2 separate regions of the Homo sapiens genome follow, and region 2 is linked to region 1. A link is a contact called in ENCODE Hi-C or POLR2A ChIA-PET data. All regions are on one chromosome and are shown on one strand. The core of a region is the stretch at or near the end of the contact, and the rest is flanking DNA. Distances in the headings are between cores, read along the strand shown.

Evidence for each region. Hi-C counts contacts between places; a loop is a spot of excess contacts on that map. ChIA-PET counts read pairs that join two places held with the same protein, here RNA polymerase II (POLR2A). Pooled maps may share reads with other maps.
Region 2: a pooled map shows a loop between it and region 1 (6-fold over the local background). The contact joins two enhancer-like sites. A Hi-C loop is called at or near these places in 1 of 37 single-sample maps with no recorded cell type and 1 of 50 pooled maps. POLR2A ChIA-PET finds 5 or more read pairs at or near these places in 1 of 52 experiments (activated B cell).

Annotation. Positions count from the first base shown.
Region 1 is chr1:206,561,690-206,564,513 of GRCh38, forward strand. All of the region lies in intron 2 of RASSF5 (Ras association domain family member 5), which reads left to right. LOC124904494 (a long non-coding RNA gene) reads left to right here. Exons shown (of 2, transcript XR_007066831.1): 2 at 1-705. Among named protein-coding and RNA genes, the nearest start is that of EIF2D, 49 kb to the right of the region's middle. Within about 2 kb of position 1,487, at least 9 of the 41 ENCODE cell types and tissues checked have a DNase peak (open chromatin) inside an H3K27ac peak, as active enhancers do.
Region 2 is chr1:207,936,735-207,939,558 of GRCh38, forward strand. No RefSeq gene overlaps it. Among named protein-coding and RNA genes, the nearest start is that of LINC02767, 21 kb to the right of the region's middle. Within about 2 kb of position 1,382, at least 4 of the 41 ENCODE cell types and tissues checked have a DNase peak (open chromatin) inside an H3K27ac peak, as active enhancers do.

The DNA.
Region 1 (2,824 bases), core at 237-2,736:
AGTTTTGCTCTTGTTGCCCAGGCTGGAGTACAATGACGCGATCTCGGCTCACTGCAACCTCTGCCTCCCAGGTTCAAGCAATTCTCCTGCCTCAGCCTCCTGAGTAGCTGAGATTACAGGCACCCACCACCACACCCAGCTAAGTTTTGTGTTTTTTTTTTTGAGTAGAGACAGGGTTTCACAATGTTGGCCAGGTCTTGAACTCCTGACCTCAGGTGAACCCCTACCTCGGCCTCCCAAGGTGCTGGGATTACAGGAGTGAGCCACCGCACCCGGCCTATAGTTAAATATTATACTTAAGTACATAGAAAACACACTCCCATGCCCCCATCTGCCTAGGCTTTCTTGGGTCTACAGTGACACCATTGAATTCTTTTTCTTCAAGGAAGATGCAAGAGGAAGAGGGTCCTGGAGGTCAGATCCTACACTGCTCCCTGTTCCCTGCCTGTAATTGTTCCATCTCCTCCTGCCTGGCCAGTCAGCTCCTCCCTGGACAGGATCCCTGTGGTACTCCAGGGGCACTAGCCAACCCCACAGCCCTGGGACAGTTGGGGAGGTCCCCATCTCTCTGCTAGCAGCAGGCACACCCAGGCCTCAGGCATGGCACCTGCCCCTCACCACCTCGGCATGAGAGAAAAGAAAAGATTACTAAAAATAAGTTAGCTCCAAATTTCAGCAATAAAAATAAAACTAGAATCTTTGGAACCACTGGCCCATTTGACTGTTTTTTATGTGCTGTCTCAAAGGCTTACATGGCCCAAGACTAGTCCCAGAAGAGATTTCAGACTGGCACAGCCTCCAGATAGCCTCATTTAGAGATGCCGTCCGAACTCCACACTCGTGGGATTCACTGCCCGCTGCCTCCTCTGGCCCTTCCCAGTATTGTCCGTCCTATAAGATCAGAACTCGCATCTCCTTCAGGTCCAACAACATCAAGTACTTGGTTACAAAAGCCAGTATTGGCCGGGCGTGGTGGCTCATGCCTGTAATCCCAGCACTTTGGGAGGCCGAGACGGGCGGATCACGAGGTCAGGAGATCCAGACCATCCTGGCTAACCTGGTGAAACCCCATCTCTACTGAAAAATAGAAAAAATTAGCCAGGCGTGGTGGCAGGCTAACTACTTGGGAGGCTGAGGCAGGAGAATGGTGTGAACCCGGGAGGCGGAGCTTGCAGTAAGCCAAGATCGTGCCACTGCACTCCAGCCTGGGCGACAGAACGAGTCTCTGTCTCAAAAAAAAAAAGCCAGTATTGACCAAATACTGCTTGGGTTGAATTGCTGCATCTTCTCTCTTGCATCCTGTACAATCAGGATGGACTAACTTGAAACAACCCCTGCTTTTCAGTCATTGAATATAATCAGAGGTTTATTTCCCCCTTTACTTAAAAAAGTTAGATTGGCAGGTGGGGATCAGGATAACACATGGGAAGCTTGTGGGCCAGACCCGGAAATGGTGGGTGTTTCTTGCAACCACGGGCCATTGGCTGGAACTCAGTCACGTGGCCACACCTAACCACAGGGGAGGTTGGGAAGTGAAGTACAGCTGTGAGCCCTGGTAGAAAAGGAAGCAGGTTGTGGTGAGCATTTAGCTGTCTCTGCCACACATGCCTCCTGCCACCGTTTCTGCGCCAGGCACCTGGGAAGCTCTGCTCATAACTGCTTGGTAAAGGACATGACCTGTTTCTTTGACCTTGTACCTCTCTCTCATCTGTCACTGAGGATATTCTGTTCTTGGGATTGGGTCCTGTCTCCCCCATCTAAACTGGAAATCTCTTGAGGACGGGTGCTTTTCCTCACTCAGCACTTCTCTGGTTTCTCTGTAGCATCTGAAACCTTCAGTGTTGCATCAAGGTGGCCTCAACCACCTGCACCAGAACTACTCTTTGAGAATGGAGTTTCAGGGGCCCTACTCCAGAGCTACTGGCTCCTGAATCTTTGGAGATGGGACCCTGGATTCTGCTTTTCTAATACTTTTCCCAGGTGATTCTCATATATGCTGCAATCTAGGAACCACCTGTTTAGGAAATATTTGGTAATTGACTGCTTACCCCAATTGGAATGCAAGAAGAGAATGTGTCACAGATTCCTAAGAGGTTCCTAGGCTGGAAACTGAAGTCTAGAGAGGGAAGAGGATTTGCCCCCAGTCACACAGCTCAGTAGAGACAGATTCAAGGAGTCAGGCCCCCTGGGTCCTGCTCAGAGCTTTCTCTGCTAGTCTCATCACCACAAGCTGAACTCTTATTTCAAGGCCCTTTGAGATCTTGATGGCACATGATGTAAGGGAAGACACACAGCACTAACTGTAAATGAAGTCCTCCCTTCCCATCCAGCTCAAGCCACTAAGAGGTTATGGCCAAGTCATTTCAATCATCAGACTCAGGTACTTCATCCTGTCCTTCTCAACAAACACCCTTGTCATGTGAGTGTCCTTATCTTCCCTGCTGAGAGTCCCTTGCCTCTTTGCATGGGAACAGACCCTTTTTACTAGTTTCTCATGGGCCTGGTAGGGATTCTAGATATTGGCTGCCAAGTTCTCTAAACCATAAGGACTTCCCCTAGGGAGGGGTCAGAGAGACGACCTCCTCCAGGACCACCTGGAACTCACCCAAGACATCCTTGTTCACACGCCGCTTAGTCCAGGCCATCCCTCACTCTCTGTTCTGGTTCCTCCCCTCCTGCCCTCCTTCTGTCTTCACAGGTTTAGATAGTTTATCCAGAATCAGCTTTTCCCTATAAAGCAATTTCACTTACAGTTTGGGACACATAATATCCACCCACCCAAGCAGTTTAGGGAGAAAAGAAGAAAGATTTTATGCCAGTATCA
Region 2 (2,824 bases), core at 132-2,631, 1.4 Mb after region 1:
TAAGATTAATACCTTCATTTTTTTCAAACATTCAAGGATTTCCCCTTTTGTGTTACAGGATATTGTATTCTGTTAATTGAAATCTATTTTCATTCATTTTTCATCAGCAAATATTTATTGAGTGCTTACTGTATGCCAACACTGTCATAGTAGCACACAATACATCAGTAAACAAAATCTTCCAAAATAAGAATTCTTAACCCCCACCCTTATAAGGTCAGCCTATAGTTAAGAGTTCTAGGGGAACTTTTTTTGTCCCTACTCCACCACACCCCCAAAGTCCAGATGCAAAAAGAAAAATTTCCTTGTGATTTATCTTTATATAAACTGTCAGAAATAAAAGTGGAAATAAACAATTAAATAGCACATACATACACATTTGTAAAATATGTATAGATATATGTATATGTGTGCATATCCATGCACGCATATAAACAAAGATTTTATCAGAATATATCCCTGTGTACTTTAAAGACTCCTATTTGTCACAAAGCTGATTATCAAAAATAAAAGGAAAAAAAAGCAGAAAAAGAAAAAAAGCATACCTTCTCCTCATTTCCCCTGTCTACATCAGCCACATTCCTCTCTTTTTACAAATTCTTTTGGCATTTACCTCCATATTTATTTTAAAAACATGCTTATATTACTACTTCCTGATTTTTTCTATTTCTGTCATTACAAGTAAATTCCCGAGGTTGGCAGAGGAGGTTTAGCTGTTTTGCTTTACCTCCTCCATTATACCATTTACTCTCCTGCCCCACAAGGTTAATTCCAGGGATGACAATACGTGGTTCATTTTGCACAGTTATATCCTAATACTGATGTGGACAATCTTTATTTCGCATCTACTATTTTAAAATTATACAAACTCTATAGGTGAACAAAGTAACTTAAATATTTTCTGCCTTTTCTGAACTATTTTTTTATTTTCCCTGCTAATAAACATAGTCTTGAGTTTTTACTTGGTGTGGGTTTTGTTCATCTATATAGCTGAGTGCTTGATAAGTCTTTTGTCTCTGGAAACACATAACTGGCCATTTGGGGGTGTTAAAAGAAAAACTTTAGACAAATTCAATTTAGCAGAGTTTATGTATTTATTTATTTATTTTCAGACAGAGTCTTGCTCTGTCACCCAGGCTAGAGTGCAGTGACATGATCTCGGCTCACTGCAACCTCCGCCTCCCGGGTTCAAGTGATTCTCCTGCCTCAGCCTCTTAAGTAGCTGGGATTACAGGTGCATGCCACTGCACTGGGCTATTTTTTTTTTTTATTTTTTGGTATTTTTAGTAGAGACGGGGTTTCACCAGGTTGGTCAGGCTGGTCTCGAACTCCTGACCTCGTGATCCGCCCGCCTCGGTCTCCCAGTGTGCTGAGTTACAGGCGTGAGCCACTGTGCCCGGCCAGCAGAGTTTGTTTAAGCAAGAGTGATTCACGAATCAGGCAGTAGCTAGAATCAATAGAGGTTCAGAGAGCTCCACTCAGCAAAGTGGAGCTCTCTGAAAGTGGAGCTCTTTATAGACAGGAGGAAGTGACACACAGAGACAGCTTGCTTGGATACAGCATGGCATTTGCTGTATTTGAACATGGTCTGATTAGCTGGCAGCCTGTGACTATTATTTGTTATAAGAATACTCTTAAGGTGGTTTGCCATTTGTGTACACGCTGAGGTTGCAGTTTGCTATGTAAAAATTCAAAATACAGAGGCAGCTTAGGCCAAATTTAATTGAATTTAATAAGGGAAAATATCTTGAACTATTTTGTTGTCTGGGTATTGGACTTTCTGAACTAGCCCTCTGGCTTTCTTTTCTTTTCAATAATATTTTCCATCTTGTGTTTTTACTCTATCCTGGGTGATTTTCAACTCTTTTATTACGTTTTGTTTTCTGAATGTTGTTTCTTTTTTTTGTTTTTTGTTTTTGGCATTCTGGTTTTTTTTTTTTTTTGTAATATCTTTTCTTCTCTCATTCCTTTGAGAAAAGATATTAGTATCTTTCCACATCTCTGTGAGAATATTAATGATAGTTCTTTTAAAAAATGTTTTTTCTCCCTGCATAGTCTCCATTTTTTCTAAGTTGCTTTACCACCCTGTTTACATGTTTGTTTGATTTGGTTTATATGTATCATGATAGAGGCTTTCTTTGATATCTGATGGCCCTTGAGTGTCTGTTCATATTTACTGGCTATGGGAGCACCAGTGACCTGATTGGTGAGGCTCTGAGAGTGAGGGTTTGGGTTGCAGCTGAGACATATCTTTGGGGAACTCCTTGGCATCAGTAGCTTTGGATCTTTCCTCTTGTGTTTGTCAGAGGCTCCAGGAAGTTTTCCATTCTCCTGTCTGGGATGTTTAGTGCTAGCTGCATATGTCCTGGGAACTAGTGAGAGAACAGGCTAAGGATCTCAGCATTCAACTGATGTTCTGTTTTCAGAATTATGCACCTGTCCTAAGCAGACGCTGATGTCTGGCAGTCTAGTGATTCTTACATCCTTCAGTGACTAGATCTCTGGTCATTTTTCTGCATTTGGGAAGGGACAGTTACCTATGGTATGGGAGGAGGAACAAGTAGGAGGTGGGTGGAAATGTGGAGATTAACTGTTTCTTAAAATGACCTGCAATCAATTATTTCATTTTTAACTTTAACTTTACCTTCACTTCCTAGAGGTTCCTCCTGCCAGTTCTAAGCTTTTGGGAGATTTTAAAATTAAAGGTCTGTTTTTGTTTGTTTGTTTGTTTGTTTTAGCTTTCCCCAGTACAGGATTAGGATTCAGCCTTCTACAGTTCTTCTAAGTCAGTTACTGCTCTTCCATATGTTTTTAAGCTTCCAAT